Regions from separate parts of the Mus musculus genome. Here region 1 is linked to region 2. A link is a loop called in an ENCODE intact Hi-C map of the cell type or tissue named here. Cell type or tissue: left cerebral cortex. All regions are shown on one strand. Each heading gives the region's core, and the rest is flanking DNA. Links, peaks and the distances in the headings are about the cores only. Region 1 overlaps Tbp (TATA box binding protein). Region 2 overlaps Chd1 (chromodomain helicase DNA binding protein 1).

Region 1 (5,382 bases), core at 285-5,284, 250 kb before region 2:
CAGAGGCCTGCTGCTGATGTAGCCGTCAGCTAGATTAAGCTTGACTGTGGGAGCAGGCAGGGATGGGACACTGACTGTTTTCAGTTGGCCCTTGCACCTTGGGGGTTAGTAGAGTATGATTACAAGACTGAGAAGAGCTCAATTGAATACCAACAGTTGGGAGAATAAGATTTCAGTCCTCAGTGCTTGTCAGATACCATGTCACTCAGGTCCAAGTATGGGAAGGAACTAGAGTAGGAAGTAGATATTGTCTTGCTGACTTGTGGATCCTGATCTCAGACCAACTATATAGTGAGGAAATGATGGTCTAGGGTGTTTAAAAGTCGCTAAGTGTATCACTTTTTTTTTTTTTTAAAGATTTATTTATTTATTATATGTAAGTACACTGTAGCTGTCTTCAGACACTCCAGAAGAGGGCGTCAGATCTTGTTACAGATGGTTGTGAGCCACCATGTGGTTGCTGGGATTTGAACTCCGGACCTTCGGAAGAGCAGTCGGGTGCTCTTACCCACTGAGCCATCTCACCAGCCCGTGTATCACTTTTTAAAACACTTAGAAAATACTGTTCTAAAAACATAGCTGGAGAGCTAGCTGGGCATGGCCCTTAATCCTAGTAATTCATAGGCAGAGGCATGGTCTATGCAAGTTCCAGGAGAGCCAGAGCTACATAGAGAAACCCTGTCTCAAAAAAAGGGGGTAGAATAGTGGGTACAGCTAGGATGGTGATAAGGGGATTCCACCATTTGTTTGTCTTAACTAGGTATAGAGAGAACTGTATTTATGTTTTAAGGTAATGATGCTACTTCTTAACCATCTCATTTCTGTTCCATGTGTCTTTGTAGGTGCTAAAGTTAGAGCAGAGATTTATGAAGCATTTGAAAACATCTACCCCATCTTAAAGGGATTCAGGAAGACCACATAGTTGTCTGCCATGTTCTCCTGCCTTCCCTATCCACGTGTTTTTTAAAACCAGTCAGTTTTGGTACCACTGATGGTACAGTTGGTGAGGACACTCAGTTACAGGTGGCAGCATGAAGTGACACTGTGTGTCCTACTGCAGGATACTAGAAAGGTTCCCCCTCTGCACTGAAATCACCCTGCAGCACTACTGTGAGTTGCTTGCTCTGTGCTGCTACTTGGGCGGCACTGCCCATTTATTTATATTTAGATTTTAAACACTGCTGTTGGTGATTGTTGGTTTAAGGGACAGAACTTTAAGTGTTCAAGCCACCTGTACAATTGGACTTTTCATTTTAATCTTTCCCACACAAGCCAGTTTTTATATTTCTACCAGAAAAGTAAAAATCTTTTTTAAAAGTGTTGTTTTTCTAGTTTGTAACTCTTAGGAGTTATTTTTGTGCCAGATACATTCCGCCTTCCCAGTATTGCAGGACTGAATAGTTGTATTAATCAAAACAATGGCTGTACATACTTTTCTTTCTTCAGAGTACTCTGCACAAAAACGCAGCTTGTAAATTGTTAGATTTTTGTTATAAATGATACCTTGTAAGTCATGTGATCATACTGTCAAAGAAATTTATTTTAGATATAATGCCTGAGACCATTGTTTTGTTTGCTTGTCTGTTTGATTTTTGGTTAACATTTATTGTCTGTCGCAGTAAGAATGGACACGCCGCTGATTTTATGACTCCCATTGAACACCCTCTTGTCTCCTAGATTGCCCACCGTGTCTGGGATTTTTAACAAATTAGTTGTTTTGTTCCTTTTTCAGCCTTTGCCAAAGCCTTGTCCAAGGTTCCATAGCTAGTAAGAGACAGAGGGTAAGTTAGTAATTCAAGTATACAAGTTGATGCCCTATCCACAGATAGCTAATTCTCTCGTATTATATTTTTGTCATGGCTGTTTTCTCTTGAAATACCAGGTGGACACTTCTAAAGCCTTGAGTTGTTTTGGAGAGCATTCTGTCCTTTTAAATTCTAAAAGTACATTTTGCACAGTTCCAAGTATGTGTAATCAGAAGGAAGTCTTTTTCTTCCCAGCCTTTCCTGTTTCCCCAGGGTAACGTCCAGATTAGTGAGTGGGTGTCTTCATCTTCCGCTATATTATGCCTGCACTCTCCAGTATGCCTGATGGTGGCAGCAGGCCTTTAGGGTTACTAGGGTCCTGTCTGAGATAACAAGACTGAGAAGAGCGCCACTGAGTGCCAGCAGCCGGGAGGATAAGGTTTTGTCCTTAGTACTACTATCTGTCACCTAGCCAACTATCCTGTCACTCAGGACAAAGTGTGGGAAGGAACCGTGGACTGGGTGAGTGGGGGGTGGGTCTCACCTTGCTGACTTGTGAAGTGTGGTGAGGTGGTGGACTAGGATGTTAAAGTTACCAGCTGTTTTGCTTCTCTAATTTTTAACGTGCAAATCCGTCCTTTGGGGCTGCTGTATTTTGGAAAAATACCGAAACATACGTTTTCTTGTGACTTTTGCAGTCAGTGTATCAGCTATACTTACATTGCATTATAAGACATTGCATCTGCAATGTCCTAGATACCTTGATTTGAACAGCTCCCCTAGTGATGGCAGTGCACAGTGCTGTACAGTGTTGGACCAGGTATTCTTGTATGTGTGTTTTGAATACGTACATAGATTCCTATAGTATACTTTTACAAGAGGGATTTCTGTATTATAGACAGTTTATGTGACTTAAATTTTGACAAATCAATACTAGACTTCAATAGCCCCCCCAAAAGTGTACAAAGTACCCTTTTTTTTTTTTTTAAGATTTATTTATTTTATGTGAGTACACTGTTACTCTTCAGAGACACCAGAAGAGGGCATTGGATGTCATTACAGATGGTTGTGAGCCACCAAGTAGTTGCTGGGAATTGAACTCAGGACCTCTGGAAGAGCAGTCAGTGCTTTTAACCACTGAGCCATCTCTCCAGCCCTATTTGTTTAACTACTATTAAGAGTTGATTGCATTTGAACACTAAGTTCTAGGCATGTAATGGTTGATAAGTAGTAATTCTGTTTTTTCTTTCTGGTATTTTCAGTATTTCAATGGCCGGGGCTTTAATGTATGTACCTTGCTTGTTTTCTTTCTTTCTGTTTTTTGTTTGAGACAGGATGTTGTGGTTTGGGTTGTATAACCCAGGTGGCCATGAACTCAGTGATTCTGCCTTACTCTTTCAAGTAGCTGGAATTATAAGCCACTAGAGCTCACCAAGGTCTCCATTAAACTGGTTCTGTATTATGCATATCCTTTTATCCTTACTGGGGATAGAACACAGGATCTCATGCTTGCCTACATCCAGAGTAAAGCCCTTAGCATGTACTAGAATGTTATGTGTACTGTACCTAGATTACACATGAAGCAGACTTTTCGAGAATGTGATTATCTTAGAGTTTCTTTTATTGTGATAAAATACCATGACCAAAAGCAACTTTTGTGGAGGAAAGGGCTTATTTCAGCATATAGTTATAGTGTATGAGAGAATGCTGCTTACTGGCCTGCTCAGCCTGCTTTCTTATACTCCCAGGGGTGGCACCACCCACACATTGATTTGGGCTTGCCAACATCAGTCAATAGCCCCCACCCCCACCCCCCAGACTTGCTTACAGGCCAGTCTTACAGAGCCTGTTCTCAAGATTCCCTCTCCCCGTTTATGTCTAGCTCTGTCGAGTTGACAAAACAAACCAAGACAGTGGTTTAAAGTGAGAAGGGATCTTGCAACCACTTAGCCCAGACTGATCAGGCACTTAGCCTTGAATCTGTGGACTTCCAAGATTGACCCAGATGTAATCAAGTGAGTGCCTAGCTGGGTACATTCACGTCCACACTGCCTAGAGATATCCTCAAATAGCCCTTGCCGTTTATAAATGCCTTAGTGCATTTACTTTTAAAGCCCTTGGCATTTAGAACTTTCTGTAATACATTCTGAGCAGACAGCATTGCTGGTCATTTGGGATGTGAAGCCACACTCACACCTCTGTCTGAGTCTTTTTCCTGAGTCAGTTTCTACATGTTTGCCACTAATTGCTGTAAATTCCTTCCACAGCTATGGACTATGATACTAGTTCTACGTGGTTCTTACTGATTTAGCTTCAAGTTAAAATGAACAGCATTTCCCCCTTAAAAGTAGCCTGGTTCCTCATAGGAATCTCTAAATGATCCCATATATCTTAATGTACACGTAGGTGGTATGAACTCATAGGCCAGGACTTTGTGTAATGTGCTGTAGTCAGAAAGTCAATGGTAGTAGAGTGTGATGTGGCCTCTTAAAATTCAGAGTGAACAAGAATGCTAGGGTAACATGATACAACAGCTCTGTTCAGGTTTGTCTTGGTGTAGATCTCTGATGTTGAGAATTCACTTTTGAGTGACAACTGGAAAGACCATTAACCTTTTAAGATTTAGTCATTGCTTGGCAGTGTATCCTATGGAATACCCCACACCTGAAAGATGGCTCAGGCCCACTCTACTCAGGTTACTGCTTCCAGGGCCAGTTTCTTCTCTCTTCACTTTCCTCTGTCAACCTGTGAAGACAGTCTGTACAAAGGGAAGACAAGGGTCTAGTTTATCAATCTTCTATAAGCAGGTTCCCTAGCTTTTCAAAGTCAGTGCTGAAGTCGGGCCTCAAATCCAGGCTCCGGCCATCCCTGGTACTTCTACTTTACTGGCTTCTCCTTTATCCTACTTAGTCTAACAAAGCTCAGTGTCTCTTTGTTCTGTACCAGACAGAATTTGTCTACTTCAGTTTTACCTACATACCTCTTTAACTGTGTAAATGTAGAGGTGGGGAAATGCTGTGCAGGTTTATAGGAAACATATCTGTAAAGCTTCCCTTTCCAGATACTCTTAAGACTTTATTTTCTGTTTGTGTATCTGGGGGTTATGCCACATATGCATGCATGCCCACAGGGGCCAGAAAAAGGGCATCAGATCCTCTGGAGCTGGCTATTACAGGTAGTTGTGCGCTTCCTGATGTGAATGCTAGGAACTGGACTTGGGTCCTTCGGAAGAGTAGCAAGCACTATTACCTAGCTGAGCTAGAGCTGGCTGGGAGATTAACTGAGCCCAAGCTATTTTTGCAGAAGACCCAGGTTTGATTCTCAGTATTCACCCAGCTGCTCACAAGTATCTAACTTCCACAGAACCCAGCATCATCTGGCCTCTGAAAGTACCAGGTACTTTGTGGTGCTCACACATTCAGGCAAAACATAAATAGACTTAAAGTGACAGTAATAATATCAAACAGCTGAGCCATCTCTCTGGCAGATTTTTTTCTTCACACACATGAGTATTTCTATAAAACTAACATGCCATGAAAATCAATAAATAACGTTAGTTTACCCCCTCTTGGTGTCTATGTACTATTCATACCATTGCCCTGGTACTTCTACTTTACTGGCTTCTCCTTTATTCTAC
Region 2 (5,382 bases), core at 152-5,151:
ATTATATCATTAACACCATACATATTCTTTATTATTTAGAAATAAATGGAGAATTTAGTTAATAAAATAGAGGTAATGAATAAATTAAATCAAATACCATTGGAGTTAATCCCATAAAATAATAGTCCAAAGCATAAATCCATAAGCCTAGATCAGTGGGCAAGGAAGCAGGATATTATATTGGTCTCATGGATAATAATTATAAAAGGAGCAGGATATTCACATGAAAAGAGAAACTGTTTGACATTACCTTAAGTAATCACAACAAACCAGAACATGAAGACGTCGGCTACAGTGCAGAGAAACATGTTCCAGCTGTGATGGTGTCACCAATAGTATAGGATTTGAATCTAGCCATGGGAACATTTCAGACAAACTGCATTAGAGGGATTCTCAATAAAAGTACTGAATAAGACTCATAAAAATGAGCCAGGCGTGGTGGCGCATGCCTTTAATCCCAGCACTCGGGAGGCAGAGGCAGGTGGATTTCTGAGTTTGAGGCCAGCCTGGTCTACAGAGTGAGTTCCAGGACAGCCAGGGCTATACAGAGAAACCCTGTCTCGAAAAACAAAAGAAAAGTTATCAAAGGAAAGACTGCCACAGAGACATAATGGCTAGCTGACATGTAGGCTTTAGCCTGGCTTCTAGGGACATAGGAGAGATCTGATTGGAACACGATTGAGCTGAGAGTGTATTGGGTATGATTTCACATTGGTGGGTGGCTGATGAGCATATGAGACCGGCACATGGTTTTCATCATCTTCTTTGTCAAGTCTAAAATTAATTCAAAGTCAGTTTTTAAAAACATGGAGGAAATTGTTTTGTTTAAAGATACTTGTATATTTTATATTTATATATGCTTGGTATTTGAAGATCTTAATTCAACATGAGGATTTTCTTAAGCCGCTCCCCCTCCACCCCCCATTCTATCAGAGTAGTTTAGGCTACTTAGATTACTTAAACATGTCTAATACTTGTGCATTTTATTTTAGCAAAACAGTGACCAGAATAGCAATGTTGCTACCACTCATGTGATTAGGAATCCAGGTAAACTTTTAAGAAGTTTTTTCTTTCTTTTCTTTTCCTTTCATTTCTTTTTCCCCGATGGTGTGCGTTGGCTTCATTTTTGTAGATTTATTTTTTGTGTGCAGGTGGGTGTGCGTGTGGTCACATGTGCCTGTGTGAGAGCACAGGTAAGGGTGTGCGTGTGGTCACATGTGCCTGTGTGAGAACACAGGCTAGCGAGGGTTTTGAACGCCCTTCATATGCTTTTCTACATGGTACTTAGAGCTTGAGGCCCATAGGTTTGCAGTCTGCATTCTATCTAGCAAGTGTTAGAAATCCTCTGTTCTTTGCTTCCTTGGAGCTTGGTCAGGCTTGTTATGTGGGTGCTGGGATCTGAGCTCGGGAACTCAGGAATGCGCAGTAAACACATTTATTCTGTAAGATATGTAGCTCCCTAGCCCCTGTTTCGTTTCTTAAATCAATTTTTAAAAAGTTATTCTTGTTCAAAGTACTGAGAAACGACTATTAACAGAAAGAGAATCAGGTCATTTTCTTCCCTCTAACCTGTCTGTACTTTAGGGGTGTGTGCGTATGCATGCGCACATAAATAGAACCTGAGTCTTGTTTGTTTGTTTGCATGTGGTTTGGCTTATCCCTGGGAGAGAGAGGCTAAAAGTTCTCAGTCAAGAAGTCATTAGTTTGCCCATAGTTCTCTTTTGAGGACTAGGACTCTGTAAAATTTCCCCTTCCATATTAATATGTCCATTGATAACACCATTGCTCTGATCTTAGTGTGGCAGTAATTTCTAGGAGAGACAGACTTCCTAGTCCTTTGGCTTTCCCACCTCCGTCTCTGCAGTGTTCTCTCAGTCACAGACACAGGAGCTGTGACATGGATCTGTCCTTGGAGCTGAGCTTTTCAGGGTCCAGTTGGAGTTTTCTGTGATGGTCTCTACTTGCTATAAAGAAGCTTTGATGAGGGATGGTACCGACACTTACCTGCAAAACCCTTTAAATGCTTTTGTGTTTGAGAATTGATTTTGTTTGGGCAGGAGTTACTGTTATTATTTGTATTAATGAAGTTTCACTTATTTATCTAATAGATATGGAAAGGTTAAAAGAGAATACAAATCATGATGACAGTAGCAGGGACAGCTATTCTTCTGACAGACACTTATCTCAGTACCATGATCATCACAAGGACCGCCATCAGGGAGATTCTTATAAAAAGAGTGACTCTCGGAAGAGACCCTACTCCTCATTTAGCAATGGCAAAGACCACCGCGAGTGGGATCACTACAGGCAAGACAGCAGGTGAGCTGGAGAGCGAGTGGCTTAAACATTTACCTTCTCTCATCCTTCTCTTGTTAAGTACATTTCCTACATTTGGGATAGACCTATGCCATTTTCATGAGAATAGATCAAGCATTTTTTATATATCAACAAAAAAAGATAGTACTTTTCATGTTAATGTTTATAAATTTTTCTCCAAAATGGTTTTGAAGTAGTAAATTGACATCAGAATATGCAATGAGTTTTAAAAGTTTTGTCATTTTAAATAGTGCAGCTTGTTGGTGGAAGTACAGGCTTTTTATGGAGAGAATTCTGCATTGGATACTGAAATTCTTAGGAGGGAGAACCTATATTAAGTCAAAATATATTTTATTCCTTTATTGCTTAAAGAGTTTCCTTGCTAATTTGAAACCATTGCTACAATTAAACTCAGACAATTGATAAGTAAAAGTCAGAAATAAATGGAGGACCTGCAGGTGCTGCTCTGAGTTGCTCAACCGAGTGGAGAAGCCCCATGGGGCTCTGTGGTTCAGTGGTGCTCACAGCCATCGCTGTATAAGCACTCATTATAGAAAGGCTTTTTGTTAGAGATGGTGTAAACAGAAAAGCTATATCTGTAACTACATATACCAGTAATTTCACGAGAAAGTGTTTGTGACAAGAATCTTTGTCTAATCGGAGCATTTTATTTGAAAAGGCAAATATGTAGAGACTTCTTGTTCAGCTGCCAGATTGCATGTGTGTTGACTCATTACATAACTAGTTGATGAAAAAATGTTTGACATCGCCAACTACTGAGAAGTTTCTTTTTATGAGTTTTCAGACTACATTCTGGCATTCTAGGTTTTCCTCCAAGAGGTTTGTAAAGGGCTTCAGTTTCCAGGGGAAAGTGCATAGCTGGGGTTATTTCTGTGCATCTCACACTGAGCTCCACTGATCCACGAGATTTCTTAGTGAGGTACAAATACGTTCAGGGAGCTTTGTGTGCCTCTATCCAGACTTGTGAGCCAGAATTTGTATAGAGATTCCTAGTGATTTCAGCAGCTGTGTGAGGTGGCTCTGTGTTGCACAGAGAAGTGGTTCTCAGCTACTTTCAGGAAACTGTGAGCTTCTGCATGATTAAAATACATGTTAAAGTAGCTATACTTTTCTGTATGTATGGTTTTATTTGGGAATTTTAACTTACTAATTTGACTAAGAGTCTAAATTTCTCTTTCATTAGGTACTATAGTGACCGAGAGAAACACAGAAAACTGGATGACCACAGGAGTCGAGAGCACAGGCCAAGTTTGGAAGGAGGCTTAAAGGACAGGTGTCACTCTGACCACCGATCTCACTCGGACCATCGAATGCACTCAGACCATCGCTCAAGCTCCGAGCACACACATCATAAATCCTCCAGGGATTATCGGTATCTCTCAGATTGGCAGTTGGACCACCGAGCTGCCAGCAGTGGCCCTAGGTCACCTTTAGATCAGAGGTCTCCATATGGCTCCAGGTCCCCATTTGAACATTCAGCTGAACACAGAAGTACGCCTGAACACACCTGGAGTAGTCGGAAGACATGACAGAAGCTCATGAGTTTGTCTTCCGGGACTTTGTTTTAGCCATAGATCATAAACCAACACAGTAATTGCCTTACATGACTTGAAAGATTCAAACAGCTCTTCTGTCAGTAGCAGTATTGTTACTTCTCTCCAGGACGCAAGGTCTATTATCCCAACAGAAGAGAAAATATTTTTATATTTAAGGATTATGCTGCACTGTACTGCGATACTGCAGTACCTTTTTTTTCTTTTTTTAAAGAAATGGAAAATGTTTACTATGCCAGGGACCTCAGCACTGCCCTCCCGTGTAGGCTGTATAAAACTGTTTTTATGTCAGTGATTTTAGACTGACTCCATTTAAATTATGTTTGTATATGAACTTTACTCTGACCTGTGATCATGTTTCAGGAAGGAATAAAAGAGAGGTCTTTTCTTAATAAAGAAAAATCACTCAAGGACTTTGTTCACTTTCCAAAGCTACTTGTTTACATTGTACACTGCGACCACCTTGCCGCTCCCATCACAAGCTTGAATATTTAAATCCTGTACTTAAGTTTGTAATATAGCCGGGAATTTCCTGTCTGTGATTATTATTATGCCTTTTTACAGAAGAAGATGGCTGTAAATTATTGTAAATGGATTAAATGAGCTGCCCTGCCCTGCCCTTCTCAGGCTTCTTTTGACTGTTCCTTTCCCTACCAACTCAGGCCTTCTTATTAAAAAAAAAAATCAGTGTAATAACACTTTTTAATGATTTGTCTTGATGGAATCATTGTTTAGAATGTAAAAATGGGGAAAGGGGCCACTTATTTCTTTTAGTCCTTTTTATATTGAGTATTTTTATTAGATACATGTTTTGCCCCTCCTTTTTAAAGTCAATATTGTGTTTGTAGTTTTACAGAAGCAGTGGCGAGGGTTACATGTGAGACAAACTCGGTGCTCTGGGAGAGTCCCCAGTGCATTGGGTTGAAAGGGTGGTAGGTGTATGAACACTTAAAATCCAAACGGCCAAACGTTCTTGTAAATGCATTGCTTTTCCCTTTCATGTGGGCAATAATGTCAAACGTGCTATGCAGCCAGGTTAACATTTGAGGTAAACTTGATTGGCTTTAATATAAAAACTGTTACAGTACACACTGATTGTATATAAAAACCTTATATATGACAAATTAAATTTTAAGAAAAAGGATATGTGGGCTCCTGTAGTTTTCTGCTGCATTCTTGTTTCCACGAGCATTTAATCTTTGCTTTAAGTAACAGCTGCCAGAAAGAAAGGTATTTTGGTCAGCAACTGAGAACTGTTGATATGTAATCCTAAAACTGCCTACGTCTGTATAGATGAATCAGTCTTCTATGAAGTAAAACAGATTCTAGCAGTCTCGGCTTCCTGTAGACATTCCTCTAGGATGTCTTACTCGTCACCTCGTTTCTCCTTATATTCAGTGGGAATTTTGGATGTATGTTGTGTAACCATTAATAACCTTTACTCCTGGTCATGTCTCCATGGAGTAGCTGTGGGGCTACCTAAAGTTAGTCT

The links. Peaks named below come from ENCODE experiments on the same cell type or tissue, not always from the same donor. Only the 100,000 strongest peaks of a DNase experiment are listed, where the experiment ranks them.
Region 1: it touches region 2 in a loop (2.8-fold over the local background); 5 of 42 quality-filtered maps call a loop at or near these places.

What each region holds. Positions count from the first base shown.
Region 1 is chr17:15,515,862-15,521,243 of GRCm38, forward strand. Tbp (TATA box binding protein) reads left to right here. Exons shown (of 8, transcript NM_013684.3): 8 at 843-1,566. The coding sequence ends at 922. Among named protein-coding and RNA genes, the nearest start is that of Pdcd2, 8.7 kb to the right of the region's middle. In left cerebral cortex, for the core only: a CTCF peak has its summit at 2,557; no DNase peak of the experiment used is centred there.
Region 2 is chr17:15,766,458-15,771,839 of GRCm38, forward strand. It overlaps Chd1 (chromodomain helicase DNA binding protein 1), which reads left to right. Exons shown (of 36, transcript NM_007690.3): 34 at 993-1,047; 35 at 2,109-2,319; 36 at 3,521-5,382. The coding sequence ends at 3,866. Among named protein-coding and RNA genes, the nearest start is that of Rgmb, 62 kb to the right of the region's middle. In left cerebral cortex, for the core only: no CTCF peak of the experiment used is centred there; DNase peaks (open chromatin) are centred at 3,009 and 5,138.